Regions from separate parts of the Homo sapiens genome. Here regions 1, 2, 4, 5 and 6 are each linked to region 3. A link is a contact called in ENCODE Hi-C or POLR2A ChIA-PET data. All regions are on one chromosome and are shown on one strand. The core of a region is the stretch at or near the end of the contact, and the rest is flanking DNA. Distances in the headings are between cores, read along the strand shown. Region 1 holds the start of CD274 (CD274 molecule). Region 2 holds the start of RIC1 (RIC1 partner of RAB6A GEF complex). Region 3 holds the start of KDM4C (lysine demethylase 4C). Region 4 holds the start of RCL1 (RNA terminal phosphate cyclase like 1). Region 5 has its middle 180 kb from the start of DMAC1. Region 6 holds the start of PDCD1LG2 (programmed cell death 1 ligand 2).

Region 1 (4,134 bases), core at 1,635-4,134, 1.3 Mb after region 3:
CAAAGAAAAAGAACATTTTTCTGGTTCTCAACACATGTTGATAATTGGTACTGTTACACTGTATTTTCACCCATTGTTTAAAAAATATTATTTTTTTGCTAATTTGAAAGATCTGATCATTTTTTGGTCTGTTTATGTCACTGGTTTCTTATCAACCTGTATGAGTCCTTCATGTTAAAAGATAAAAAGGTTAAGTGAAATAACATGAGTCATCATCCTCTTGCCAGTGTTAGGTACCTATTTTTTTATTTCTTTCCTTTCCGTCTATCCTGTAGATGTGGAATAGCGATGGCATTCAGGCCTGTGAGGTCACATTTGCTAAAATGGGGCTGCAGCATCTATCAGACTATCTTTTCCTTGGGCCAGAGTTAACTGTACAGTTATAAAATATTACTTATAAAATATAAATATTACTTATAAAATATTTTATAACTGTACAGTTATAAAATATTAATGTGATATTTTATGATTATTGTATTATAAACACAAATTCACTTACTAGGCAGAAGAAAACTTAAAATACCCCTAATGCCAAGCAAAGCATTATAACCATATGGGAATAAAACAAAGGGACATTAAATCTAGTCATGGATTACAACTAATTTTGCCAATGTTTATGGCCTACTCTGGTGGAGTTCTTGTCCTTTAATGAATTTGGTTGAAATTTTTAGGAGTAATAAAGGCTTCCTGGAGGGTGATGGATTAGATCCAATATTTACTTAATTTCTTATCAAACCCTCTCTTCCACAGCTCCATTTCCTTGGGGTGCAGCTGTCATTAGTGAGGGACGAAAAGGCAGAATACAAAGATCATGTAAATACACACATGTTCTTTAACCTCTAAACCTCATATCAGGGCAGTTGGTCTAAGAGAAGAAGACTGACATCTTCTTCAGGTAAGAATTATGACCATATGTGAATTCCCATATCCGAATGGAGACATTTAAAGAGCAATGAAATGTAAACTGGGGAAGAAGTGATGGCTCATTCAGGTTGGGGAAGTGGGTTTGTCCCTGGGGGAAGCCCAGTATAACACTATGGAACTAATACTACTTCTCTATCTTCCAAGGGTAGGATGGGTAGGAGGATGAGATAGAGAAAAAGTTAAGCAGCCAGGAGCAGTGGCTCATGCCTGTAATCCCAGCACTTTGGGAGGCCGAGGCAGGCGGATCACCTGAGGTCAGGAGTTCGAGATCAGCCTGGCCAATATGGTGAAACCCCATTTCTACTAAAAATACAAAAATTAGCTGGGCGTGGTGGCAGGTGCCTGTAGTCCCAGCTACTCGGGAGGCTGAGGCAGGAGAATCACTTGAACCCGGGAGGCAGTGAGCTGAGATTGCACCACTGCACTCCAGCATGGGCAACAGAGTGAGACTCTGTCTCAAAAAAAAAAAAAAAAAGACAAAAAAAACCGGTTAAACTTCCTTTCTCAAAAGTAGGAGCAAGAGGCCTGCATGGTGGCTCCCGCCAGTAATCCCAGGACTTCTGGAGCCTGAGGAGGGAGGATCGCCTGAGGCTAGGAGTTCGAGAACAGCCTGGGCAACATAACAAGAGCCCCATCTCTACAAAAACAAAAAAAAAATTCTTAAGTAGGATCAAAGATTAAGACAGTTGATTTATTAAACCTCTACTAAGTGACCAAACTTTATTAAACTCCATGAAACCCCATGCCCAACCTCCTTCTCAGTCACACTGAGACACTCTTGTACATTTTCCACATGGGGTTTCAATTCCCCACAGTATTTCTGTGACTTCCTTGAAGACCACACTCTAACTGCTGTCATGTGGCCTCTGCCTACCTACTTTTACTGAGAAAGGCTAAGTTTTTCTTCAGAGTATCATAGTTCTCCTTAAATACTGTTGACGACTGTCATTGTCAACTGATACATCCTTTCTGGAAAGCATTTTCAGTTTTCTTCAAAAGGCCTTTAAAATATTCAGGCTCTTTGACTAAGTAGTTACACTTCTAAGTTTACTTGAAGGAAACAATCAGCAATATTCCAGAGATATATATGCAATGAGTTCAGTGAATGGCTAAGACAGAACCACTGTAAATAACCTTTATACCCAACAGTGAGGAATTAATTTCATTTAGTTACCCAATCTAATCGAATGCAGCAATGAAAACATTTTTTAGAAGGTTATTTAATTCATAGAAAAGCATCCACAGTAAATTTTTTTCAAGTATTAAAAAAAGAGGTAGAACAATGGTACTTTTACTCCTTGTGTTATAAGACAAACCCAGACTGAACTTTGACATAGGCCAAGGTCAATGTGTCTAAGAAATGTTTTATTATACTATTTTTATTCTTAGGCTCCTCCATTCCTCTTTTAGGACTCCTTTGGGTTCTCAGAATGGACAGAGCAAATAAATTCCGTTCAGGGATCCTGGACCTGCTTAGCGCAGGAAGAGACTTACTTAGATGCTGCAGCTGGGATAACTTACACAAGTCATGTTACTAGCAAGCAGCTGGCGGTGGACTTGGACCCGTGTCCAGACCTCCAGCCTAGCATCAGAGCTATATTCTGAACACACAGTCGCATAAGAATGACTACCTATCCTATACTACCTATCTTATTTATTTTTAGAGGTATAAATTATTTTTAGAGCAAAACTGAATCGCGCCTGGAGGAAGGCCAGATGCATTGCCTGTTCTTATTAACCCCAACAGGTAATTGGCTCTACTGCCCCCTAGACCATCGCGTTCCCTTTCCCTTCTCCTCTCTCCATCCCAAAGAAAGGGTGTAGAGACCCTCCGTCCTAAAGTGCCCAGCGAGCTAGCCAGAGATACTGGGCCGTGGGCACCCGCGGAGGAACAACGCTCCCTACCTGCAGGCGGACAGAAGCGCGGCTGGTGCGGAGCCTCGGGAAGCTGCGCAGAACTGGGGCCGCGCGGGACGCGCCAGCTGCTCAGCGTTGCGCCAGGCCCGGAGGCGGGGTCCCGCCCACCTCTGCCCAAGGCAGCAAATCCAGTTTGCCGGGCGTTGGACTTTCCTGACCTTCGGTGAAATCGGCGGAAGCTTTCAGTTTAGGTATCTAGTGTTGGTGTCCTAGGAATAAAGCTGTGTATAGAAATGAAACAGAAAGTGAAACATGTCAGTCCAGTTTTCTTGTAAATGAGATTTTCACCGGGAAGAGTTTCGAAGATTAAAGCAAATCCACATTTAGTATGTTATTAATAAAAAAAGAAATTTACAACAAGCCAACATCTGAACGCACCTTGATTTTACCTTCAGAGGGGTAAGAGCTTAAGGTTACCCCTTAACCTTTATCAGAAAGGCGTCCCCCTTTCTGATAAAAGCCTCTTCAAGGTGACTGAACATCTTGACATAACTTGATATAACTCTACAACATATAAAAAGTCAGCAGCAGACCCATATGGCTTTGGTTTTTATTCTAGAAAGTAGGTGTGTGTGTGTGTGTATGGGTGTATAATAGGAAATATATTTTTAAATCGTGGATTCTGTGACTTCCTCAAAGTTCCTCGACATAATGAAACTTCATTTGCTTTGTCATTAAAAGAACTTCCCATCCCGAGCTACATCTTTTAAGAATGCTCAGGGTCCCTGATATTCTGCCACCCTAAGGATTAAGGCTGCGGAAGCCTATTCTAGGTGAGGGTTAAGAAAGCCCTTTTGAAAGCTTTGGGTTAGTGAATGGGCCCAAGATGACAGACGATGGTGTCATAATTTACTTAAGTATTATCCCGCGCTGAACTTCTAGGTGCTCTCTTTTCTCGAACTCCTTGACCTCAAGTGATCCGCCAAAGTGCTGATATTACAGGCTTGAGCCACCGTGCCTGTGTGCTCCCTTTTCTTTTTTTTCTCTTTTTCTAAATTGAGAAATTGGACTCTTCGTTGTTTGCCTTTCCTTCTTATTCATTTCAACTGCAGTTCAAAATACTGCATAATGAATGAATATTGAGATAGCCCTTGCATTGGTTATGACATTTGCTTCCAAAATAAGAATTTTCACATTCTGATTGTATCACAGATTTTTATTTTTATCTGGGAAATTATTGAGGCTGACACTGCCTTGATTTGGCAGGAGCATGGAGTTCTCTTTGGCCCCAATAAAATTGCAATAGGGTTTGGGCCCAGCTCAGATGTTCCTTCTTTCAAATCACTTTTGAGG
Region 2 (4,698 bases), core at 1,450-3,949, 1.1 Mb after region 3:
TCCCAGGAAGAGAAGATTGGAAGCTGGAGTCTAGCATATGTATCCCACTCACCTAGGCATGTAATCATACACCTTATAATCACTTGGTTCAATATTTGATTTTTTTTTTTTTTTTTTTTTGAGACAGAGTCTTGCTCTGTCGCCAGGCTGGAGTGCAGTGGTGGGATCTTGGCTCACTGCAACCTCTGCCTCTTGGGTTCAAGCGATTCTCCTGCCTCAGCCTCCCGAGTAGCTGGGGCTATAGGCGTGCACCACCACGCCCAGCTATTTTTTTGTATTTTTAGTAGAGACGGGATTTCACCATGTTGGCCAGGATGGTCTCGATCTCTTGACCTCGTGAATATCTGATTTTTTTCAGTGACAACAAAGCTGGTGCCCAGAGACCAAGGTTAACCACTCATACTACAGTACTATACAGCCTCCTCTAAGGTATTCCTGCATTTCATTTCACTCCAGACCTCTAAACCCATGGGTTCCCTACAGCCTAACTTTTGCACAACAGAACTTAATAGTAGGGGTCCCTGGACTTCTGTGGAAAAAGGAAGTTGCATGTGAGGTGGGAATTTGAAAGAAGAGTATGAATAGTTTAAATTCCAGAACTGCCTTGGATTTCTAGATGTCGTATGTAACTCCAAAACCAAACAATAGACATGCTTAAGAATATTCACAATGTCCCTAAATTAAAGCATATGTTTATGCTTCTCTTATGGGGGAATAAAGTGGTTTACAGGCTTCTGGTCAATTCATAGGTCATATTGTTTACTTTTATTTAAAATTAAGTTAGGTCTGCCTTTTTAAAGGTAAGAAAAGTTAAATTTTAGACGAAAGTCTAAATTTGTTACATTCAAAAGGAATTATGTATTAAATTCAAAAGACAATTTAAATTCAAGTTCTATTTTTTTCTGCATGTGCTTTAAAGTTGAGTTATATACACCTAAACAAATTAAAAATTATTCAACTGGCATATACATTGTAAACGAATATCTCATTTAGGAACCAGATGATACTTTATATATATTTACACATATGTTTATATATATACACACACACATACATACATATATATTCAAAATACAATCAGGCACTAGACAAAATAGTCATATTGTTGGTATTACGATTTTATAAGTTTGTTTTGTTCTGATTTGCATTTGAAAATTAGATCAGCCAAAACTTGATGGCAAATAGTCTGATTTACAGCCCAACTATGACAGTCAAAGGAGACACCAGAATTACCCGTCACTAAATCCCATCACCAGTATTACCAGGGAAGTGGGTGAGGACTGTCAAGGGCATTACAGGTAATGGAACAGCAACACACAAAGATTTGGGGATTTTAACAAACTAAAACCAGTATTTCACGAACACCTAATAAGGACAAGATCACAACCTATCCCCACATGGTCAAATTAACTTGGAAAGGAGAAAAACTTCACTCTGACATCGATTGGTACTGCCTTCTTTGGGGAGGAAAAAAAGCATTTTTATACTCTGAACTCTGTCGTTCTCATAGACAAAGTTATAGCAGTGTTTGCAGAGAGTAGGGAGTATCCCATCCACCACTTATTTCTTTCTCATATCTACTCAGTAATTCAATACAAGAAAGAAAAAGATAACCAGGACTTAAAGCAAAAACAGAATTCAGTTCCATGCTCCTCCCAAGCCTTATTATTTCCAGGTGTTATAACTGGGAGTTCCGCGGACAGATTTGAGTTCTACTTCCGCTCCTTTAACCCCCTATTCCGAAGAGTCCAAGAGCAGCAGCAAAGAAAAAGACCAACTCGAAAGTGGGGAAGGGATGTTGGGGTTAAAGAGGGGAGTTAAATAACCAGACCTTTAGTGAAGAATAAAGAATTCAGGCTGTAGTTTGTAGAAATAAGTTATTACAGGCCTGTAAAGTCTGGCGCTGGGTAAAGCCCAAGAGGCTTTCCCTAACTCCAAAACGGCGACCTTTAAAGTAAGGGAGGGTTGGGGCACCACAGCGGCCGGATTTCTAATTGTGGAAAGTTTAAACAAATTTGTCCCTCGGGGAATGGGGGAAGGGAGAGAAGAACAAGTCTGGGCTCGGCCGGGGAGCGTGCGGAGTCTGCACGCCGCGGCCGTCGGTCCAACGCGGGGAGGCTCAGGGATTTTCGGCAGCAGCGACTTCATCCACCCCGGACCGCCGGCTGGAGGACGTGCCTGCAGCCGGCGGGTACCTGCGGCCAATTCGGTGGAACGAGGACGCGGACTGCGAAGGCAGGTGGGTCTGGCACGAAGGGGCAGGAGTCCTAGGCTCTGGGTGGAAGTTGGGGGTGGGACGGCGCCGGGAGGCCGGGGAGGCAGCGGCGAAAGGCGGCGGGCGGCTCTACTTACTCGGCTGTACCAGATGCTGAGGCGGGCCGCGGCCAGCACGGCGAAGAAAGCCCTCTGCGGGTCGGACTGAACGTGGAAAGGCGCCTCGGCCGGGCTCCCCAGAGGGCACAGCAGCCTCTTGGGCCAGCCGCTCAGAAAATACATGGTCCGTGCGGAGCCCCCGGCGCCCCCAGTTGCGTCCGTCACACTCAGCGGCCCCGGGCTGGTCGCCCACCTCCCACACCGCCACCGGCCGAGTCGGCGGCGGCGGCGGCGGCAGCTCGGGGCATCTGCCCGCTGGCCTGGCCGGGCCGGGCCGACGCAAGGCTGCGCGACGAAGGCACCCCCAAGCTGACGGGGCCGAGTGTGGGGGAGGGAAGGGGAGGGAGAGTAGGGACACAGAGAGGGCGGGAGGAGCGCGGAGGCCCGCCCCGACCCCGCCCCTTCCTCAGGCCGCGCGGGCGTCACCACGCCGCGCCGCGTGGGTCGGGCCGGGGAGGGCCCGCGCGCGCGCTCTGGAGACTCCTGCGGTCTCCCTAGCTGTTTCTTGAAGCTCTGCATAAGCCTCGCCCGCGGCCGCCGGGTTGCGTCCGCACTTCTGCGCGCTGGCCCCTCCCTTGCTCCTCTCCCTAGCAGTCTCCAGGGTTTTACCGGGAGGACCTAGGCAACGGCCTGAGACTCCGAGGCAAGTGGGGCGAGTCTAGGGATAACGCAGCAGCAAGGCTACTGGGCCGGTGGAACACGCCCTGGCCTGGCCAAATTGGACCTCCCTTCCGGATTGGCGGGGTCTCGGTGGGGGCGGGCCGGTTGCCGGGGGGAGCTGGAGTCACGTGACGGCCGGCGCGGTTTCCCACTTTGGGCTGCCGGCCGCTGTGGCTGTGGTGGGCGGTAGGGGCTTTTACCGTGTGAGCTCCTTTAATGCCGGGGTCTGCAGTGAGAGCTGGTGATGAAGCTCCTGCCGGTGTGGAGCTTACATCCCTAAGGGAGCGTTTATTTAATCAGTAAATAAACCACTCACCATGAAAGTATTGAGTTCTGTCTCCTGCCTTTCAGGAGTTCTAAATCTATGTCTTTGAAATCCATTTCCATTCGTCTCAGCCTTACCAGCCATAACTTTAGATGAGAGGAGGCTATCTCTTTCGTGCTGCAAAAGGCTTGGACTTAGTTTTAGAACTGGAAGGGACTGGTGATAGCGTAGGTCCATATTTAGCTTTTGGACCCCAGGTATCACCTTAGCTGTAACTTTCAACGGATTGACCCAGTGGTAACGTCTGAATAGAAGGAGGGTTGAGGGGATATGGTGTGGAATGGGGGAAGGAGGAGTCTGAAATAGAAGAAAGATTTGCTTCTCATTGTCTACCTTTTTTAGTACAGTTTGAATTTTTCCATATGTTTGTATTACTTTTTCAATTAAAAAGCCAGGTTTAAAAAATGACCCCACATTAAAAAGTAGCAACGTAGGCGGGGTGCTGGGGCTCACGCCTGTAATCCCAGCATTTTGGGAGGCCGAGGCGGGCAGATCACTTTAGGTAAGCAGTTCGAGACCAGCCTGGCCAACATCGTGAAACCCCCGTCTTACTGAAAATACAAAAATTAGCTGGGCGTGGTGGCAGGTGCCTGTAATCCCAGTTCCTCAGGAGGCTAAGGCAGGAGAATCGCTTGAACCTGGGAGGCGGAAGTTGCAGCAAACCAAGATCCCTCCACTGCACTCCAGCCTGGGCAACAGAGTGAGACTGTCTCAAAAAAAAAAAAAAAAGTAGCAACATAAACAGAAAAAAGGAAACAAAGAAACTTAATTCATATTAGATATAGCATTGTAGCTGGTATTCATAACCAAATATGTAACTTTCTGTAATTTTTCTAAACATTCACTGCATTCCCTGGAAGGTGATGATAGAATCCTGTATTCCTCAAATGGAGGTTGAAACTGCCTCACCACTCACCAGCCTGTTGCGATCAGATTGTCTCCTTGGCGTCTACCCTCCCCCAGTCCAACACAGCAGCCTGGAACATAGTAAGCATAGTAAGCTGGCAGTATTTGTCAGACAAACCGTGGAGGAAACCCTGATCCAGCTGAGCTACACCATTAGACAAAGAGGCCCAGAGAGGTTTCTTAACTTGCCAATTTCAAATTGTAGAATAACAAAGTTGCATCATACTTTCATCTTAGATTCAGTTATGCACTTGGCAGAAAGAGGAAATGAAAATGTTCTAGTGCAGCAATTTTGCTGGCAGTGTTACTGAATGTTTGTCCCAGCTGTCTCTCAGAGAGTCTTTGTTCTCATGTGTCTCAAGTTTGTCATACTGTGCTCATGGGCAATTTAAGGAACTTCTAAGCAATTTTTATTGCACTCAATTTTAACCTTA
Region 3 (4,053 bases), core at 542-3,041:
CCAGGCTGGTCTTGAACTCCTGACCTCAGGTGATACACCCGCCTCGGCCTCCCAAAGTGTTGGGATTACAGGCAGGAGCCACGGCGCCGGGTCTGATTTTCAACTTTAGAAAAGCAACTGACTAAAGTCTGTTAATAAAAAGAAATAAGTCTTCGGTTTAAATTGTACTGTATTACCAAGTTTGCGGGATACTGTAAAGCTTATGTGAAAACTTTTCATAACACTGAAATTGGGAGAAAAAGCACCTAAAAAACCCGAACAACCGTGTAATCCGTTCCAAAACAAACTATGGGCGGGTTGCGCGGAGGCCAGCAAGGTAAGAAAGCAAGCGATAATCGCAAAGCAGAGCCGACTGCTTCCTAATAAAAAATGGACCTTTAAAAATTAAAACCACTAGTTTTCAACCACAACACTTCGAAATGAGAATATTAGTCACCGTTGCCATAGAAACAGTAAAGCCAAGCTGCCCGGAATTTAGACATTTTTTTAAATACCGCAAACTGAAATGGGTGAAAATAGGGCAGAGTTTAGTGTGAACCTAAGTGGCCGGAACCTACTAGTAACTTTCACCAGGATAAAAGTGACTCTGCTTTTCTAACCTACATTTCCGAACAGTGCTTTATAAATCACCTCTCGGGGTTAGTTTATCAAGCGCAAAAAAAAGTTTACCTTGTCTCTTCCGGAAGAAGGAACCTGACAAAACCCCTCCCGGTAGTATTGCCCACAATCAGAGCCAGCCAGCGCAGGCTTGCACCGCGCAGCAAAGGGGGAGCCCAGCATCAAGTCCACGCGGAAAGCATCTGAATCCCGGCTGCTGGCTTTACTGGCGGAGCACAGAGGAAAACCCCAAGCTCCTGCCTACAGCCCCGGCCTGTCTGGCTCCCTCCTCCACGTCCCCACTCCACGCCACGTTCTGTGCCTGGCAGTCCACGCGCCCTAATCCAACTCGCATTTATTTAAGCACCCGCCGTCTACACCGCATCATGGTTCCTCCAGGCACTGCAGGAAGAAATGGCCCCATGCCGGGGGAAAGAAACACCAAAAGGACAGCCGCGAGGGCTGAAGACGACCCCGAATGACGGGATGACTGCCTGCAACGGGTGGTCAGGAGAGGAGCTCCCACCCTCACCCCGCGGGTCGTGACACTCCCAGGGAAGGGAGGGCCCCGAGGGGTGCACCAGGCCCGGCCTTCCTGGAGTCCGCCACAGCCGACTGGCGGCGTTAAGAGGTCCGCATCCCAGGACCGCCCGAGCGCTCCTCTGCCCCAAGGAGGCGACCCCGACTCCGGATCCCGGGAAAACGGCGAGCGCGGGTACCGAACCTCGGTAAGGGCCGGAGCGGGCTGTCACCGGCCCCCGCATCCCTCCCCTGCGGCCGCGGCCGGCCGCTCCCTCCCCAGCTTGACAGTCGCTGCAGTCACGGACGGAGCGTCTCTGCCCCAGCGTCGCCGCTCGCCCGGACGCCCGCACCCCCGTGCCCCACGCGGAGGGGGGCAGTGCCGGGAAGACCTCTCCGGACCCTCCCCCCGCCCTGGCCCCCAGACTCCGGAAAAGCGGTTACCTGGCGCGCGGGTTGGGGCGAGAGCACGACTCGGTGGAGGAGGAAGAGAAGACAGTGGCCTCCGGCCCAGGGAGATTTGGGAAATTTGGGAGACTTGTTCCGCACTAGGTGACAGCTGTTCGCTGCGCACGCGCACAGGACCCCGGCCGCCCGATCACTGCGCCGCGCCTCACCCTCCCGTCGAGGGGGTGGGTGGGAGGCAGCGGCGAAGGCGCGCGCACCGCCGGCTCTCCCTGCGCGAGGGCGCGCGCGCCGTCACGTGACCGCTGGGGCCCGCACTTGGTGAGTCACGTGGGCTTACAAACAGCTTAAAGGTGCCCGGCACGCTCTTGCTTTGGGCTCAACTTCCGCGCTGTGGTTAACTTAGGCTTGCTGGCGCGCATCTTCTTGTCCTTTGGACACAGGCATATCCCATTCTTTCCGGAGGGGAAAGATACTCGCGTAGAAGGAGAAAACAGGTGCACAGAACCTTGCCCGGAAGCGCTGGCTGGGGTCCCGCAGGGCTGGACCTGATGTAGTCCACGCGCCACACGTCCTCCTGGGCGCCGACGCGCACCTATGGCGGCCTCCGACGCGCGGACGTCAGCGTGGCGTTACCGGGGTGGAGCCTCGGAATGTACTGGAGAGCCTGGCGAGAAAGTCGGGGCTCGCAGCTCTCCGGCGATGACAGCGCTGTGTTCCCGTTCTCCCTTCACCCGGTGGCCGGGACCACTGAGCCTCCTTCCCACAATGGGAGATCCCGAATAGGCGAAGAGTATCTTCGTGTCCCAACCCTTTAACAACTACCGCGCAGGAGCGTGTCAGCCTCTGGAAGCAAAACTGTCCGGTGTTGAGTCACCTACACCCAGCACGTCCCGCCCCGACCCGCCCAAGTGTGCTCTTAAGATAGGGAGGCACAAAGGTGACCCCAATAGGAATCCTGGGCTGGCGGTCCCTCAGAAACTAGAGTTGATAACAGTTTGGCCAGAACTGAAGTGACTAGAAATGCAGGTGCCTCCAGCGTCTGAGACTAGATAAGTTAACTTCCTACAACTTGTTGCTTTTCCTCTGTAACTCCGCCTTCCGAGGTGTCAGAAGGAACCAACCAGACCTTAAGCCCCTGTACTGCCAAAGACAGATGGTTGAGCATCAGATGTTTTGCAAAGCTGAATGATTTTTTTTTTAAACTTCCTACAGAGCTCCCAGCTGGGTCCCTTGTGGCGTTTTCTCTAACGTCTTAGCTAAGAAAGATTGGGCATATCTTCACACCAGTGAGCAAAGTTGGGCTAATATGCTGAATTTTCTGTTACATTATACTGATAACAGAATTTTAAAAATATATCGACACCGCTTACCACGCGCTTGAACTCGTTTCTCACTGGGGTGAACATTGTGAGGACAGATGGAATGTGATTAATTGAGCTAAGGCTAACGGGATTATTGGGTCACCATATTTCTTTAGTTGTTAAAAACAAAGTTCCGCTACACACACAGACACACTCTTTTTTGAGACGGAGTCTTGCTGTGTCGCCCAGTTTGGAGTGCAATGGCGCTATCTCGGCTTACTGCAACCTCCGCCTCACGGGTTCGAGAGATTCTCCTGCCTCAGCCTCCCGAGTAGCTGGGATTACAGTCGCCCGCCACCACGCCCAGCTAATTTTTGTATTTTCAGTAGAGACAGGGTTTCGCCATGTTGGCCAGGCTGGTCACAAACTCCTGACCTCAGGTGATCCGCCCGCCTCGGCCTCCCAAAGTGCTGGGATTACAGGCGTGAGCCACTTCACCCGGCCACACACAATTCTGAACTTGGCTAACGTATACTCAACTGGGAATTTTCCAAATGTGTGCATGTAACGTCAGGATCCCAACCATCCTTACAAGTAAATTGGATATGCTAAAATAATAAATATGCAACCTAACACTTACTTAGAACAGTAATGTGAGCTACACACTGTCTTCAGAGCTTCACATGTATTAATAAATACTTATAATAATTCAATGAATAGGTACTATTAATACCTCATTGTTACAGATGTGGAAACTGAAGCATAGCGGTTAAGAAATATGTCCACAATCAAGCAGCTAGGGTCTTTTGGAAGCCATATGCTATATTAGAAATCTTGTGCACCAGAATAAAAAATCTGGAAACCTGAAATCCATTTTCTTCAGAATTTGCAGATGCACAAATAACATTTCTTTACCATTGTGAATTAGAGTATGACTTTTTTTTAACCTGAAGAACTGAAGTGGATATACGAACCTTGCTAACTTCACTGAGCACTTTTTAATTTTAAGGAAGATAATGTAAAATGTCAAAACACTTCAAAAGCTGTAAAGCACTATGTGAATCCATTAAGTGCTTCACAGTCTTGGAAAGTGAAGAGAGCCTACTAGAAAATCAACTGGACTCATGGCACTGAGGGCAGTCTTGTGTCCCTAATGTATCAAAATACCTCCATATTATGAATTATCGTGAAAACATTTTAGCCATATAGTAAATTTTTTATTTAGATT
Region 4 (4,640 bases), core at 745-3,244, 2.0 Mb after region 3:
ACCAGCACACCTGCCAAGCAGTTCTACCTCCCTCAGGTATCAGCGTCTGACACCCTTTCAAGAAAGTGCCAAGTGGCCAAGCCCTGTTCTTGGAAGAAACGGGAGCTCATATGTGTGAGATGCTTTGAAGAGATGCTCACATACAGTGGAGGGGGAGAAGGAGAAGCATACTTTGGAACATTAAATATTAAATTGGAGGCCACCTGTCAATAGAAAAACTCTAAATAGAACTAGATTCATTTTAGAGAACCCAGGTTTCCAGGCTATACTTCCATTTCTCTGGAAAAAAAAAAAAAAGTTATGCCTACTTTTATACAAAGTAGAAGTCCATCTTCTTACCATATCCAGCTAGTGGCAAGTTCTCTGAGCTAACCTGAGGGTAAAGTGGATGGAGAGCTGGCTGAGAATGCCACACAGCAATCAAGCAAACACTTTGCCCAAGGGTCAAACTAAGTGGAACACTTGTTGACGGAAAAGTCGTGGCATAAACCATTTGTGGTCTCTCCCTAACTTTCTCAGTGTTTTTGAGCAGTAGAGAGAGGACAGGAACCACCAACACAAGTTTTTCCTACCATCACTAGGTTTCTCACCACTGTACCTGGGATATTCTGCTTCTTTCCTTCCTAACCTATCTCCGTCAATAGCATGGCATCTTCTGCCCTTTATGTGCAGCCAATCACCACCCAAGAGAGGCAGAGATCTAACTATCCAAAAAATGCATTCAGACAGATAAAACAAGAGCCAGTGCAAAATGAAACACATCAGCGCCGCTCAGGAAGCTTCCAGGACCAACCACAAACACTCTTTTTCAATTTACAGACAGGTTTTTTCCTTTTTCACCTGACTACTGACTCGCCCAACTTGGGATAACCACCAGTCAGAAGCTTTTAAATGCATGTATCTCATGCCAGGGGGCCAGGTGTAAACCAAGGCCAGTTGAAAACCGGCGCCATTTAATGAGATGTGGGTTTAAATGGGCCTATTTCTTTTTAACCTACCATTGCAGAGCAAGAAGTGAGCTTGGAAGCCTGCAGTTTAGCGATTGTCACCGACCCCTTTTCTAAAGTCAAGGCAATTAGGCCCATGACTGTTAAAAGTCTATCTCAAAGCTCCTGTCCTGCGCACATCAATCACAGTCACGGCTGAAAACAAACACAGAATTTTAAAAATTTCTTTATCCACACCCAAGGACAAGTGTGAGGGCAGCCGAGAAATCATGGCGACAGGAACAGCCGGTGTCCAAGGGGGCAGCTGCTTCTGAGAACTGCTTTGAGACAGGGCAGAGAACCAACCCAAGGTACTTTTCTCTCCCAATGTCTCTCCCCCGGCTCATTCACCATATTTCGGTCCAACAAACTGTTTTTCTCCTTTGAGAGGTTTATGGCGAGGGCAAGAGGGGCCGAAGGGACGCGAAGGGGCGACGCCAGGGATTTGTTGCTACACGTAAAGCTGGAAAACGTGCAGCTGTTTACTACCAGCGCCCCGGAGACGCCGAGCGCAGCTTGCAGCTGAGCGCTCCCCTCGGGCCCCGACCCCGCCTCCCCCACTGTGCCTGCCCCTCCGGCTTTGGAGGCGACGCGCCACCTGCCCTCCCCGACGCGCTCGCCGGACGCCGAGCCGCCCAACCAACACCGCGCGGGCCCCCACGGCATCAGCTCGGTCTCCCCTCAGCCCCCGCGCCCACGCCGCGCGCCGCCCACACCAAGTTACCTCGGAGGCCCGGGTTGTCGTCTCTGGCCCGAATCTTTCGGATTTTGACGGGGCGCCCGCTCAGGGTAGACAGGACCAGACGTTGGCGCAAGAAGTTGCACCCTGCGTAGCTGAGGGAGTGCGCCTGAGTCGCCATGTGCGCGCTCTCCGAAGAGACGTGAGCAGCCCGAGAGCGGCGACTTCGGACAGACGCGGGACTCGTGACTCCGATGGTGGTGGTGGCGGCGACACCGACGGCGGCGGCTCGGGCTGCCTCCAGCAGCCCAGACGCGTCCACGTGGTTTGGAACAGGAAGACGGAGAGACTAGACACCGGGTCAGAGGGGAGCGGGGCGGAGCCAGTGGCCACCTCCCCGCCTCCCCGCCCGACCGGGGCGGCCCCCGCTTCGGGCCACGCCGCTATTGGCCCGCGCCGGATCAGGGCGGTGCCCGCGCCGCGCCTCCATTGGCTTCCGCTGAAGCTGGGCGGTGCCCAAGCCGCGCTGCCATTGGTCCGTAGTGGAGCTGGGCGGTGCCCGGGCCCTGGCAACAGCGCGCGGCTGGAGGGAACGCGGGAGGATGGCCAGGGAACCCCGGCGCGGGAGTTGCCAGTCGGGGCAGTCTCCTCTGTGTACCTCCTGGCGTGGTAGCAAGGGGAGATGGCGGACTGAGATTGATGCCTACGACGTGCCGGATTCTTAGCATTACTACTTACGGCAACTACTGGGGTGAAGATGCTATTATCTACCCCTCCTCTTTCTTACTAAGAGAGACAACAAGGGTTGGTGCACTCACCCTATCGCAGGGATGCCGCTCAGCGCACTGCCGGCGCAGTCCCGCAGCTCCATGCTGTAACCCTGCAAGGTAGAGCCATCCTGTCCTACTCATGGATAAAGGCTCGAGGAATATTGCAAAGCTGACAGTGGCAGCCTATACTGAGACCCGAATCCTCCCACAGCAGGCCGTTGCTTATTTTATTGAGACACCTCTTTGCCCCTTTCTCACGGGTCCCTTCGTTTATCGTCATTGCGTTTCATGGCAATTCAGGCCCTCCTACCTCGCATGCTTCAAGATAGATAGTTGTAATAACTTCACACACACACACGCGCGCAATGCTTTTTCCCTCTTTCCCGTCCTCCTCCAATCCTGCACAAGAAAATCTTCCCAAACGTTGGATTATTTCACTTCTCTACTCAAAAACCTTCCAAAATGTACAGTTAACTAACAAATGACTACACAAGTAGAAGTCCGATATCATAGTAATGTGGGTTTGTAGCCATTCCTGGACAACACTCACCAAACCATGAGTCCCAGAATGCACGGGGGTTCGCGGGGGGAAGGGGGGCGGGGTATGATAGTGTCTGAAAGCGGTGGGAGTTTAAGATTAAGGGATGTAGCTAGCCTTATGTAGACAACAGTGTGTTATAAAGTGGAGTGGAGTGGCATGCTCATGACTCACTGCAGCCTCAACTTCCCGAGTTCTAGTAATCCTCCAACCTCAGCCTCCCCATTAGCTGGAACTACAGGTGTGCACCACCATGCTCAGCTAATTTTTGTATTTTGTATAGACATGGGTTTTTGCCATGTTACCCAGGCTGGTCTCAAACTTCTAACCTCAAGCGATTGGCCCACCTTGGCCTCACAAGTGTGAGCCACCACTCCCAGCCTTTAATCCATTTTTCTTTGATTTTTGTAAATGGCAAGAGATAGAGATCTAGTTTCACTCTTTTGCATATGGATATCCAATTTTCTCAGCATCATTTATTGAAGAGACTGTCCTTTCCCCAGAGTATGTTCTTGGCAACTTTGTCGAAAATGAGTTTACCGTAGCTGTGTGGATTTATCTCTGCGTTCTCCGCTCTGTTCTACTGATCTATGTGTCTGTTTTTATGCCAGTACCATGCCATTTTGTTTACTCTAGCTCTGTAGTATAATTTGAAGTCAGGTAATGTGATTCCTCCAGTTTTGTTCTTTTTGCTTAGGACAGGTTTGGCTATTCTGGGTCTTTTGTGGTTCCATATAATTTTTTTAATTTTTAATTTTTGTAGGTAGATGGTACATGTATATATGAGGTACGGGAGAAGTTTTGATACAGGCATGCAATGTGTGATAATCACATCCTGAAGGATAGGGTACTCATCCCCTCATGCATTTTATTCTTTGTGTTATTATACAAACAAAACAATTATACTGTTTTAGTTATTTTTAAATGAAAATTAAATTATTGTTGACTACAGACACCTTGTTGTGCTATCAAATAGTAGATCTTATTCTTTCTAATTTTTGTACACATTTATTATCCCCACCTGCCCCCCAACATCCCCACCCCCTCTATGTTTTCCAGTCTCTAGTAACCATCCTTCTACTCTCTATTTCCATGAGTTAAATTGTTTTGATTGTTTGATCCCACAAATAGGTGAGAACATGTGATGTTTTTCTTTCTGTGCCTGGCTTATTTCACTTAACATAATGATCTCCAGTTTCATCCATGTTGTTGCAAATGACAGGATTTCATTCTTTTTTATGGCTGAATAATACTATATTGTGTATATGTATCACATTTTCTTTATCCATTCATCTGTTGATGGACACTTTGACTGTTTTCAAATTTTAGCTATTGTGAAGAGTGCTGCAACAAACATGGGAGTGCAGATATTTCTTTGATATGCTGATTTCCTTTCTTTTGGGTATACACGCAGCAGTGGGATTGCTGAATCATATGGTAGCTCTATTTTTAGTTTTTTGAGGCACCTCCAAACTGTTCTCCATAGTGGTTGCACGAATTTACATTCCCACCAACAGTGTACAAGGGTTCCATTTTCTCCACATCCTCACCAGTATTTGTTATCGCCTGTCTTTTGAATATAAGCCATCTTAACTGGGATGAGATGATATCTCAAAATGAGTAGTTTGCAGATATGTTTTCTCACTCTTTGGGTTGTCTCTTCAGTT
Region 5 (4,565 bases), core at 576-3,075, 1.2 Mb before region 3:
CTTTCCTACTAGATTATAAGTAGCTAAGTATGTGTGTATATATTCTTAGCTGGTCTTTTATTCTGAGTCATTTTTATGTATTGACTCAAATTAATTCTCACTAATTATTACCTATTTGTAATAAGTACTATGGCTATTTCATTTTACAGATGAAGAAACTGAGGCACAGAGTGATTAAGAAAGTTGCCCAAGATTTCACAGCCAGTAGGTGGCCAAGCCAAATTTCAAACCCAGCAGTTTGGCCCCAGATTTGAAGCTCTTCACCACTCATATACAATATTGCTTCCTGAGAGAAGCATTTTCCTACGTTTTCCTTATCTGTTTGTTTCTAGCATCTAGTACAAGTCCTGGAATGTAAGAACCTTAAATAAATGCTTGTCGAATGGGGGATGACTTGAAGGCAGAGTCTGTATGCAATATTCATCACGCGGGGTATAGATGCTCAGCTGACATGATCCTTGAGGTGTACTAAGTGAGACATCCTCTCACAGGCTGATCCTGGCATCGTCTCTTTTATTCCAATCTGGGCTCCTCTTTCTTAGCAGTCTAGTCCTTCCTGAGATTATCAATAAAGCAAAGGTGATAACAGCATTGCGATCCTATCTCTACCTTCTAATCTTTTCCTCACTCATACTAACTTATCTCTTCCAGTCCCTCTTTCTGTTTCAAAATGAAATGTGAAACCTCTATGTATTAAACAATGAAACAAGAAAAACCCACAATCAGCTCTCCATACTAAATTATACAGCAAAGGGGCTGATTTAGGAAAGTCTTCCTTGAGTAGGTTAGTTTAACTTTACTCTGATCCAATCTTCAGGAATGTCATTGGCTAAAGAAGTCATTTTAGTCATGGTGCAATCTTATTCCAGACCTAATCCCCACCCAGTGGGATAAGTCAGTTCCTTTTGCCTCATAACATTCTTACTTCATCAAACTAAAATATTTTCTATCCACTTTCGTATACTTATTTTGGAAAGCAATTGAAGCAGAATAGGCACATACCTTCTATATGTTCCTGAAACATGATTGAGTGCTAACAGTTTCAACATTGGGAAGGCAATGTTCCACTTCCTGGAGTGGATACTCAGATTGTCTAGAGGTCAAGCACTGTTTCCTAATCAGGAGACTGTTATGGAAGGAGGGTGGGGGGCATTAACTGAGCCTTGGGCTTCCTCACAGATCAACAGGTGAATCCTGAGCATCCCGTAGAGTCTGGTGTGAGGATACAGCAATGACTAAGACAAGCCTCTTGCTTCAAGGAGCTCATAGACTATCAGAGGAGACACACACTCTTTCTCAATATGTTACTGACTGTAATAGAGTCTACGCAACATGAAAAAACACACACAGGATTGGCTGCATAATTTGCAGGGTCCAGGGCAGAATGAACATATGGGTTTCCTTTTTCATAAATTGTTAAGAATTTTAAAATGTGTTAAATCAAATGCAGGGCCCTTGGGTTACACAAGCATGAAGCAAGCCCTGCATACATAGAAGAGGTAATGGGATCAGGGTATGGGACACTGAAAAGGCTTCAAAAGAAACTTAAAGTGAATGTGGTTCTTGTAGGATGACTAGGAGTTGGCACATGAAGAAGTGGGGAAGGACATTCTGAGCAAGAAAAGAGAGCCTACACAGTAAGAAAGCAGGGTATGTGAGAGCAGGTTGTCAGTCTATGAGGATGACAAAGTGTGTGGCCAGTGTGTAGTGTCTTAGACTGAAGGAGGCCAGGTGACATATCTACAGAAGGAAGTTGAGGTCAGGGTGTCAGAGGCTTAGTGAAATGAAACCACAAAAGAACAAGGCCAACCGTAGTTTAATGATAGTTTCACCACTTCCTGCCTGTGAGCTCATGGGTAAATGACAATATCCCTGAGCTTCAGCTTTTTTTATCTGAAAATTGGGGCATTCTAGTCTTGGCTCAGCCTTTAGCCCACAGCTAATGAAGCTGTGAGACCTTAAATAAGTCACTTTCCCTCTCTGAGCCTCACTTTCTTCAAATGTAAAATGAGAGACAAGGGCTAGATGAGTGGTTTCAAACTGGGCTCTGAGAAAGTGCCTTAGAGGATATGGAGGGGATGGGTGACGACAAGACGAAAGGCCAGCAGATTTCAGCCCTTCTTGCCATCACGCTTACACTAGAGCAACTTCATTTTTATCAGTGTTATATGGGTATGTGTGTGAATATATGTTTATATCAATACATGAACATATGTACATGTATATATGTATATATGATATGTATTACATATAATATATGCTATGTGTATTATAGTATGTATTTATGTGCATATACATGTTATGTTATATGACAAATATATGCTATATTGTAATGTGTATATTACAACACATAAGTACTATGTACATATTTATGCAGAAAAGTGTCTGAATTTTCACATCTGTAAAAATAAGGATATTAATAATCCCTAATTTGTAGGATACTATAAAGATTAAACATCTAAAATACATGTAATATACTTTAAAAAGTGCCAGGCACAGAGTAAGCATTGCTAATTCTTAGCTCTTACTTTTTTTGAGCCAGAAGTTAACCAAGAAGGCAGTCCCTACCTTCCCTAGGTATGGGGAAGACAGCAGTGAACAAAAGACACACACTTTGTGGGTGTGTGGGTGCTCAATGTATTTGCTGAATATATGAATGGACAGGGTCTTCGACTCCTTTGCACTAGTTTCTAGGCTAAGGTTTTTGATACAAAAATAAACAAAACAAACATGGGTACGGCCCTTGTGGGTATTACGCATATAAACTCACAAGTGAGGATCAACTGGAATTGTTGCTAAGTGCTTTACTAGAATTGCAGATTACATCTAGTTTGAAGAAATAGTTTCCACCCTGCTAACAGTTTAACCTGCTCCAGGAACGAATGTTCCTAGCTCCCCAACAAAGTTGTAAATTGTCACATTTTTCTAATATGCGGGGAGCTAGGCAGAGACTGTGGGAATGAGAGATGCCTCATTAGGTAGCAGGATCAACTTTGCTAAGTCTTTGGGCAACTGGAAATAAAAAGTAAGAATGCTTCATTTCTGTGTAAATCACTTTTCCCTAATAGGCTATACTGTCTATATTTATTCTATGGCCACTGTGGGAAGTGAAGGAGGAAAAAGAGATGGGTCCTGTCATCAAGGAACTTATCATTAATTGGAAAAGACAGGATCAAGACACATTGACAAAATAACGGCAAGGACCTCTCTCCACCCACTGCTGCCATTAGCAAAGATATTCCCAACGGAACAATGTGATTGGATTGGACTGGACTTGCTCTGGAAAGGTTTAAGAAACTTGAGTTTACAGCGGAGATGGGAGAAGAGATTCTGAGGTGTCTGAAAATGGGCATGGGACAATTGGTCAAATGGCAAGGCTTCTTTTGGGGGCAATGGCATAAACGGGTGCTAGAGTGAGGCAGGTGCTAGGGTGGGGGAAATGAGCAGAGATCACATCAGAAAGCTAGCAATTTGAGAGCAACTGAACAAATTTGCAAATGCAGCCATGGACACTTCCTGTTCCTCCGACTGCTGAGTATTTTCACAGCAACCAGCATTTGTGTCAACCCACGAGGCCTCACTGTGTAACTATATCCATTTGTCAATATCTATGCTGCAGCAATCATTTAAGCCTACAAGCGTAAGGAGAAGTAACACCAAGGCTCCCAAGGCAGCCGTAATTCACCCACTTTGCTCATATGTGTTCATTTGGCTTCTAAATGGATTGCTTATTTTATGGCATGTGCAGTATGTAAGAGTTTTCTTAGAATTAGTTTAAATTGTCCTTAATCAGAAATATGTCATGCAACAGTCTTTTTCTCCAGATGAGTATTTTACTCAGTAGCACATAGCCTGAGTCATTAAACCCAAAATTACAGAACCTGAAACAATTAACATTTTTCATTCCTACTGGTTCTATTTTGCCCTGCCTACATTTGGGGGAAGGGGAATACTTGAAGTTCTCAGGGAATCATTTGAATAATGATATCATTCTAACAATTTGAAATTCTTATCTTCTTTAAACTATGTAATTGTGTACTTAACAAGGTGGGAGAAAATGTCTTTTCACTCACATTTTTTTCCCAATGCAGAGACTGTGATGAAAATGAGATAATACAGATTTATGTCTGCTGGCTTGGCAGTCATTTTACACCTACCTGGACTATGAGATTGAAATCAAATCGGAGGCTCCCTATCCAGGAATGTAAAATTTGTTGTCTAAATAACTATATGTGAGCAAATCAGATATGGATAAGATGTTTCCATTATCATCGTGTGTGGGAGCTCTGATTCATGACGTCCTAGCTGTATCTACACTGGCTGTATCAAAGCTTCTCTTTTTGATTTTCTGTATTTGCTACGGTTGGGCAGGAAATTCTGCTCTTGTTAGCTTCTCCACTAGTAACAACAAAGAAAAAATGTAATAAAAGGAACTACGGGAATACATTTTATGTATAGTCTTGGTTAACAGACAAACCCATTGCTTGATAAGGAATTATAGAGAAAAAGTGCAAAGAATTCATAGAAGCAGGAGGAGTTTATTTTGCTCATACTATATAAGCCTC
Region 6 (4,091 bases), core at 938-3,437, 1.2 Mb after region 3:
AATTGTAGGTCCAGAGTTTGGGACAAAATTTAGGGCTAAAGATAAGGAAGTTATTTCTAATATGGAAATGTTAGTTAATATTGAGGAATGAATGAACCATCTGATGGGGAGAATATAAAAGAAAGATTATAAAGAAAAGATCTGAACTCAGGAACGTCCCAAAATTTGGAGAGCAGGAACAGAGGACTAGTGAAAAAGGCAGAGACAAGGTGGTCAGAAGAGCATCAGAAGCTCCCCCAGGGCAGTACTTCTGAGGCAATGGAGGAAAATCCCTCAAAGCAGGGGCAGTTCATCATAGGGAGCCGTGAAGACTAAGAACTGGAAGTCAGCCCACAGGTGTGTTAGAGACAGCTGGAAGGCATCAGAGGTGACTGGGGCTAGATAACCTTTCAGATGCTCTTGTCTGTCCTGGAATTCTGTGAGTTGATTTGAAGGTTATCGAGCCCAGCTACAGTGGAGCAGGGTGTGGCATGAGGAGGTGATACTACAGTTGCCCCTTTACAGAGTAACCCACGTATGCAACAATTAAGACATATGACATATTTGGACATTAGCATGTGGAATTAAAATGACACACAACAATCTACTGGTTGCTGTCCAATGTATTGTAAAGCAAATAAACTCTGAAGCATGACCCATAATACTGTCTCTACCATCTCCTTTTTCAAATCAACCTCAAACTTCCCCCTGTCCATTACACGAACATTTCATTTCTGGTGATTCTCCTGACATTTCATCAAATAAATCCATTCAACAATTCGGCAAGCACCCACTAAGCACCTATGTGTATTGCCAGGTACTGCACTAGGAACTTGGGACTCAGAGAACCTTAAAGGTGTGCTTCTTGCCTGTGAGGAGCTCCAGTTCAATGGAAAAGCTCACCAACAGGAGAAATCTGGGGAGAAGACACCCTGAAGCAGCAGACAACAAAGAGCCTGATGATGGGGAGACCTCAAATAATGAAGGCAAATAGATCAGGTTCCAGTGGCAAGAGCAGCAGGACCAGGATTGTTCATCCACTCACAGAATCTTAGGCTTGGAAAGGAGCTTGGAGGACATCCAGGCCAACTCCGTATTTGACCCTGATACAACTGTCTCATTACTGCTCACACTGAATATTTTTACTCTGCATTTTGTCAATTTAGGTCTCTCATTCCCTGCCCCTCAGAGCCATAGTATTTTTGGGTTAAAAGTCCTGATTAGTTGGTAATCTCACTCAGGCTTAGCCTCTCCACCTCCATCCCCTCCACATGAACCCATTGCCTTTGCTCTTCTACTCAGTGCATCCAGGCGGTGAGCAATCAATAGCAATTATTTCAGTTCTGTTTAATTTTTCTACCTTTTCGCTGATCATTTTATATGGAAAGAATAAGCCTTTCCATAGTCCCCAAATCATGCTTTTGTTCAATAATGATTACCTCTATAAGTTATTAAGATAATAGTTTTGGGTTTTTTGTTTTTGTTCCCCCTCCACCAACAGCTGCCTCTTAGGCATAGCTTGTAAACAAAGGCCAGCCTGGAGGGATCACCGTCTGCTAAATGGATAATCACAAACAGATGTCAGTCATAGGAAAACAGATTTTTAAGTTCTTCACCATTAAGCCTCCGAAAACTCTAAGCTGAGAGACAATCTTAAGAATAGTTATATTATTTTACAGTGCACATATTTGGTGCAGAAAATATCTCACCTTATAAAACTGAGCAACAAGAACAATATGCATAGGAACAAGTGAGAGAAATCTGGGGCAGGAGGACATTAGCTTATTTGTGCCCCTCAGCACAATTTCTGAGGCAGAATGTCTCTTGCCTCAAATGGTGTGGAGAGAAGGTAGGCCACCCTTCCCCCACCCTGGCAGCCTCATCATGGTCCACAACATAATAGTATGAGAGTATCTCAACCCACTCGTTACTCACATGAGGACTTGCCACAGCTCCACAAGTAAAGATGCAAAAGTAAACAACAAAAAACAGTTGCTGTTTGTGTTAGATTTCCTTATAGTAGCCACCAAAATGAACAGCCAAAAGGAAAAACAAAACAATCAACATGCAGTAGCTCCAACCCAGGATTCTTTCTAGCTGGGACATATGAGGATGGGTAACAAAAAAGCACTCAAAATTTGGCGTTAAGATATATTCAAGAGAAGAAAAGTTGTTCATTCAGCTTAAGGTTTGCCGTAACATGAGAGTGAGTCAAACCAGAACTAGTTCTGAGGAACTGACGAAAGCCTGGCTTATTTGGAAAGTTTTGGTTTTGCTTTTAGCAGTTTGTCTGTGAATGGGATTGCATTCCTGATTTGGCTCTTGGCTTAGCTATGGTTGGTGTTTAGGAATACTAGTGATTTTTGTATGTTCATGTGGGATCCTGAAACTTTCTGAAGTTTATCAGCTTAAGGAGCTTTTGGGCTGAGACTGTGGGATTTTCTAGATATAAAATTATGTCATCTGCAAACATGGGTAGTTTGACTTCCTCTCTTCCTTCTTGGATGCCTTTTCTTTCTTTCTCTTGCCTGATTGCTCTGGCCAGGACTTCCAATAGTATGGTGAATAGGAGTGGTGAGAGAAGGCAGCCTTGTCTTGTGCCGGTTTTCAAGGGGCATCCTTCCAGCTTTTGCCTATTCAGTGTGATGTTGGCTGTGGGTTCATCATAGATGGCTCTTATTATTTTGAGGTATGTTCCTTCAATACCTGGTTTGTTGAGAGTCTTTTTTTTAACATACCTTGAGAGTTTTTAATACCCTTTTATTCCCTCTCTTTCCCCTATTCTTATATGTGCTCCAGCTTCCCCATTGTCCCTGGAGCACATTTAGGAATAGGGGAAAGGGATGGAATGAAGAATACCAGCATGTCTTAGTGCTGTGCCAGGAAATTGACTCATTTCCTAGGGCTTCTGTAACACATGACCTCAAGTCCTTGGCATTCCCTGACTTATAGTTGTATCACTCCAATCTCTGCCTCCATCTTCAAATGACATTCTTTTCTGTGTGTATCTCTACATTCCTCTCCTCTTATGAGGATACCATCCGTTTGATTAGTGCCCACCCTAATGCAGTATGACCTCATTTAGACTACATCTGCGTAGACCCTACTTCCAAATATAGTCACATTCTGAGGTCCTCAGTAGACATGAATTTGGGGGGAACATTATTCAACTAACCTCACTTCATTTCATAGTGCCTCATTTCATTCTCAGTGCAATGTGTGGTTTAGAGTTAGACCCATTTTACACATGAGAAAACAGGACCAAGATCAAACAATGTTTCCTTAGTTGCATGGCTGAATTTGAACTCGGACCTCAGTGGCCCCACTATACCTTCAGGCTTGTGATTGGTGAGATTAAAACCACATGGCAAGAAAAGGCAAACTTGAATATAGGCCTGAATGATCAATCCTTCTCCTGCTGCCTCCCGCCCTTTTCCTTGTGCTTATAGGGGTAGGACCAGCAGAGATGTGGGGCTGAACACTCAGACAGAGGATGTTTTTAAGAAAACATCTCTCCTTGCCTGTCCTCTAAGCCTTCCCTGCCTCCTTGTTTCTTCTACAAAAGCAAGGATCTCCTTTCCTCCTCCTTGTCCTGCATCCTCTTTTCGTCCCATCGCTTGAACAAGAAGTACTTTAAGAAGTACTACGAAGCTGTGTAGTACCTACAGATGGGAGTGGCTGCCTAGACGGCAAGAGTTGGGACTGTGTCTGTGGGACCCGTGCTTCCTCTGGGGATCTGCTTCTACACCCACGGCTCCAGGCATGTGGTTTCCTTAGGAGTTGCCATTCTCTTACCTGACCCTCTGTTCCTGGCCACAGTGACTGGCTGAGGAATGGACATATGTCCCCTGTGTGGCTTTGAGTTTTAGTATCTATGGAAAACACACCTCACCTACCAGAGTTCCTGTCCTTCTTTAGGAGTGAGGTGCACTCACCACAGTTTCCTTTCCTCTCTCTTGGGTAGCCTTTCTCCAGGCTTGGCCTGCCTCTCCTCTTCACACTTTCCTTTGGGCAGTTCAGCTCTGCTTTGCCACAGTTTAGGGCATCCTGAAGCAAAGGAAGGCCCAGGTATATTCACAGCAAGGCCAAATGAAACTCAAGCTAGTGTCTCA

The links. Hi-C counts contacts between places; a loop is a spot of excess contacts on that map. ChIA-PET counts read pairs that join two places held with the same protein, here RNA polymerase II (POLR2A). Pooled maps may share reads with other maps.
Region 1: a map with no recorded cell type shows a loop between it and region 3 (6-fold over the local background). The contact joins the promoter of CD274 here to the promoter of KDM4C in region 3. A Hi-C loop is called at or near these places in 2 of 37 single-sample maps with no recorded cell type and 9 of 50 pooled maps. POLR2A ChIA-PET finds 5 or more read pairs at or near these places in 1 of 52 experiments (activated CD4-positive, alpha-beta T cell).
Region 2: a map of B cell shows a loop between it and region 3 (26-fold over the local background). The contact joins the promoter of RIC1 here to the promoter of KDM4C in region 3. A Hi-C loop is called at or near these places in 9 of 168 maps with a recorded cell type or tissue (B cell, CD4-positive, alpha-beta T cell, CD4-positive, alpha-beta memory T cell and 5 more), 7 of 37 single-sample maps with no recorded cell type and 26 of 50 pooled maps. POLR2A ChIA-PET finds 5 or more read pairs at or near these places in 5 of 52 experiments (CD4-positive, alpha-beta T cell, CD4-positive, alpha-beta memory T cell, activated B cell and 2 more).
Region 4: a loop to region 3 is called in a map of naive thymus-derived CD4-positive, alpha-beta T cell, with 21 times the contacts of the local background. The contact joins the promoter of RCL1 here to the promoter of KDM4C in region 3. A Hi-C loop is called at or near these places in 1 of 168 maps with a recorded cell type or tissue (naive thymus-derived CD4-positive, alpha-beta T cell) and 13 of 50 pooled maps. POLR2A ChIA-PET finds 5 or more read pairs at or near these places in 2 of 52 experiments (CD4-positive, alpha-beta T cell and CD4-positive, alpha-beta memory T cell).
Region 5: a map of B cell shows a loop between it and region 3 (7-fold over the local background). The contact joins the enhancer-like site here to the promoter of KDM4C in region 3. A Hi-C loop is called at or near these places in 4 of 168 maps with a recorded cell type or tissue (B cell, CD4-positive, alpha-beta memory T cell and naive thymus-derived CD4-positive, alpha-beta T cell), 2 of 37 single-sample maps with no recorded cell type and 11 of 50 pooled maps. POLR2A ChIA-PET finds 5 or more read pairs at or near these places in 1 of 52 experiments (activated naive CD4-positive, alpha-beta T cell).
Region 6: a loop to region 3 is called in a map with no recorded cell type, with 4 times the contacts of the local background. The contact joins the promoter of PDCD1LG2 here to the promoter of KDM4C in region 3. A Hi-C loop is called at or near these places in 1 of 37 single-sample maps with no recorded cell type and 2 of 50 pooled maps. POLR2A ChIA-PET finds 5 or more read pairs at or near these places in 1 of 52 experiments (HEK293).

Annotation. Positions count from the first base shown.
Region 1 is chr9:5,449,292-5,453,425 of GRCh38, reverse strand. It overlaps CD274 (CD274 molecule), which reads right to left and starts at 2,884. Exons shown (of 7, transcript NM_014143.4): 1 at 2,830-2,884. RefSeq lists enhancers at 2,608-2,767, 3,058-3,107.
Region 2 is chr9:5,627,108-5,631,805 of GRCh38, reverse strand. RIC1 (RIC1 partner of RAB6A GEF complex) reads right to left here and starts at 2,699. Exons shown (of 26, transcript NM_020829.4): 1 at 2,353-2,699. The coding sequence starts at 2,496. INCR1 (interferon stimulated noncoding RNA 1) reads left to right here and starts at 2,079. Exons shown (of 3, transcript XR_007061406.1): 1 at 2,079-2,239. RefSeq lists enhancers at 1,879-2,379, 4,290-4,509 and a silencer at 2,400-2,939.
Region 3 is chr9:6,755,711-6,759,763 of GRCh38, reverse strand. KDM4C (lysine demethylase 4C) reads right to left here and starts at 1,791. Exons shown (of 22, transcript NM_015061.6): 1 at 1,561-1,791. RefSeq lists enhancers at 478-697, 1,898-2,257, 2,989-3,700 and silencers at 1,358-1,527, 1,618-1,857.
Region 4 is chr9:4,790,298-4,794,937 of GRCh38, reverse strand. RCL1 (RNA terminal phosphate cyclase like 1) reads right to left here and starts at 1,994. Exons shown (of 9, transcript NM_005772.5): 1 at 1,711-1,994. The coding sequence starts at 1,846. RefSeq lists enhancers at 1,244-1,743, 1,818-1,867, 2,688-2,737 and a silencer at 1,948-2,307.
Region 5 is chr9:7,973,776-7,978,340 of GRCh38, reverse strand. No RefSeq gene overlaps it. Among named protein-coding and RNA genes, the nearest start is that of DMAC1, 180 kb to the right of the region's middle. RefSeq lists an enhancer at 1,481-1,590. Within about 2 kb of position 1,825, at least 8 of the 41 ENCODE cell types and tissues checked have a DNase peak (open chromatin) inside an H3K27ac peak, as active enhancers do; they include B cell, where a contact is called at or near this core.
Region 6 is chr9:5,508,627-5,512,717 of GRCh38, reverse strand. PDCD1LG2 (programmed cell death 1 ligand 2) reads right to left here and starts at 2,187. Exons shown (of 7, transcript NM_025239.4): 1 at 1,915-2,187. The region is part of intron 2 of INCR1 (interferon stimulated noncoding RNA 1); the gene reads left to right. RefSeq lists enhancers at 2,089-2,138, 2,299-2,358, 2,419-2,498, 2,440-3,639.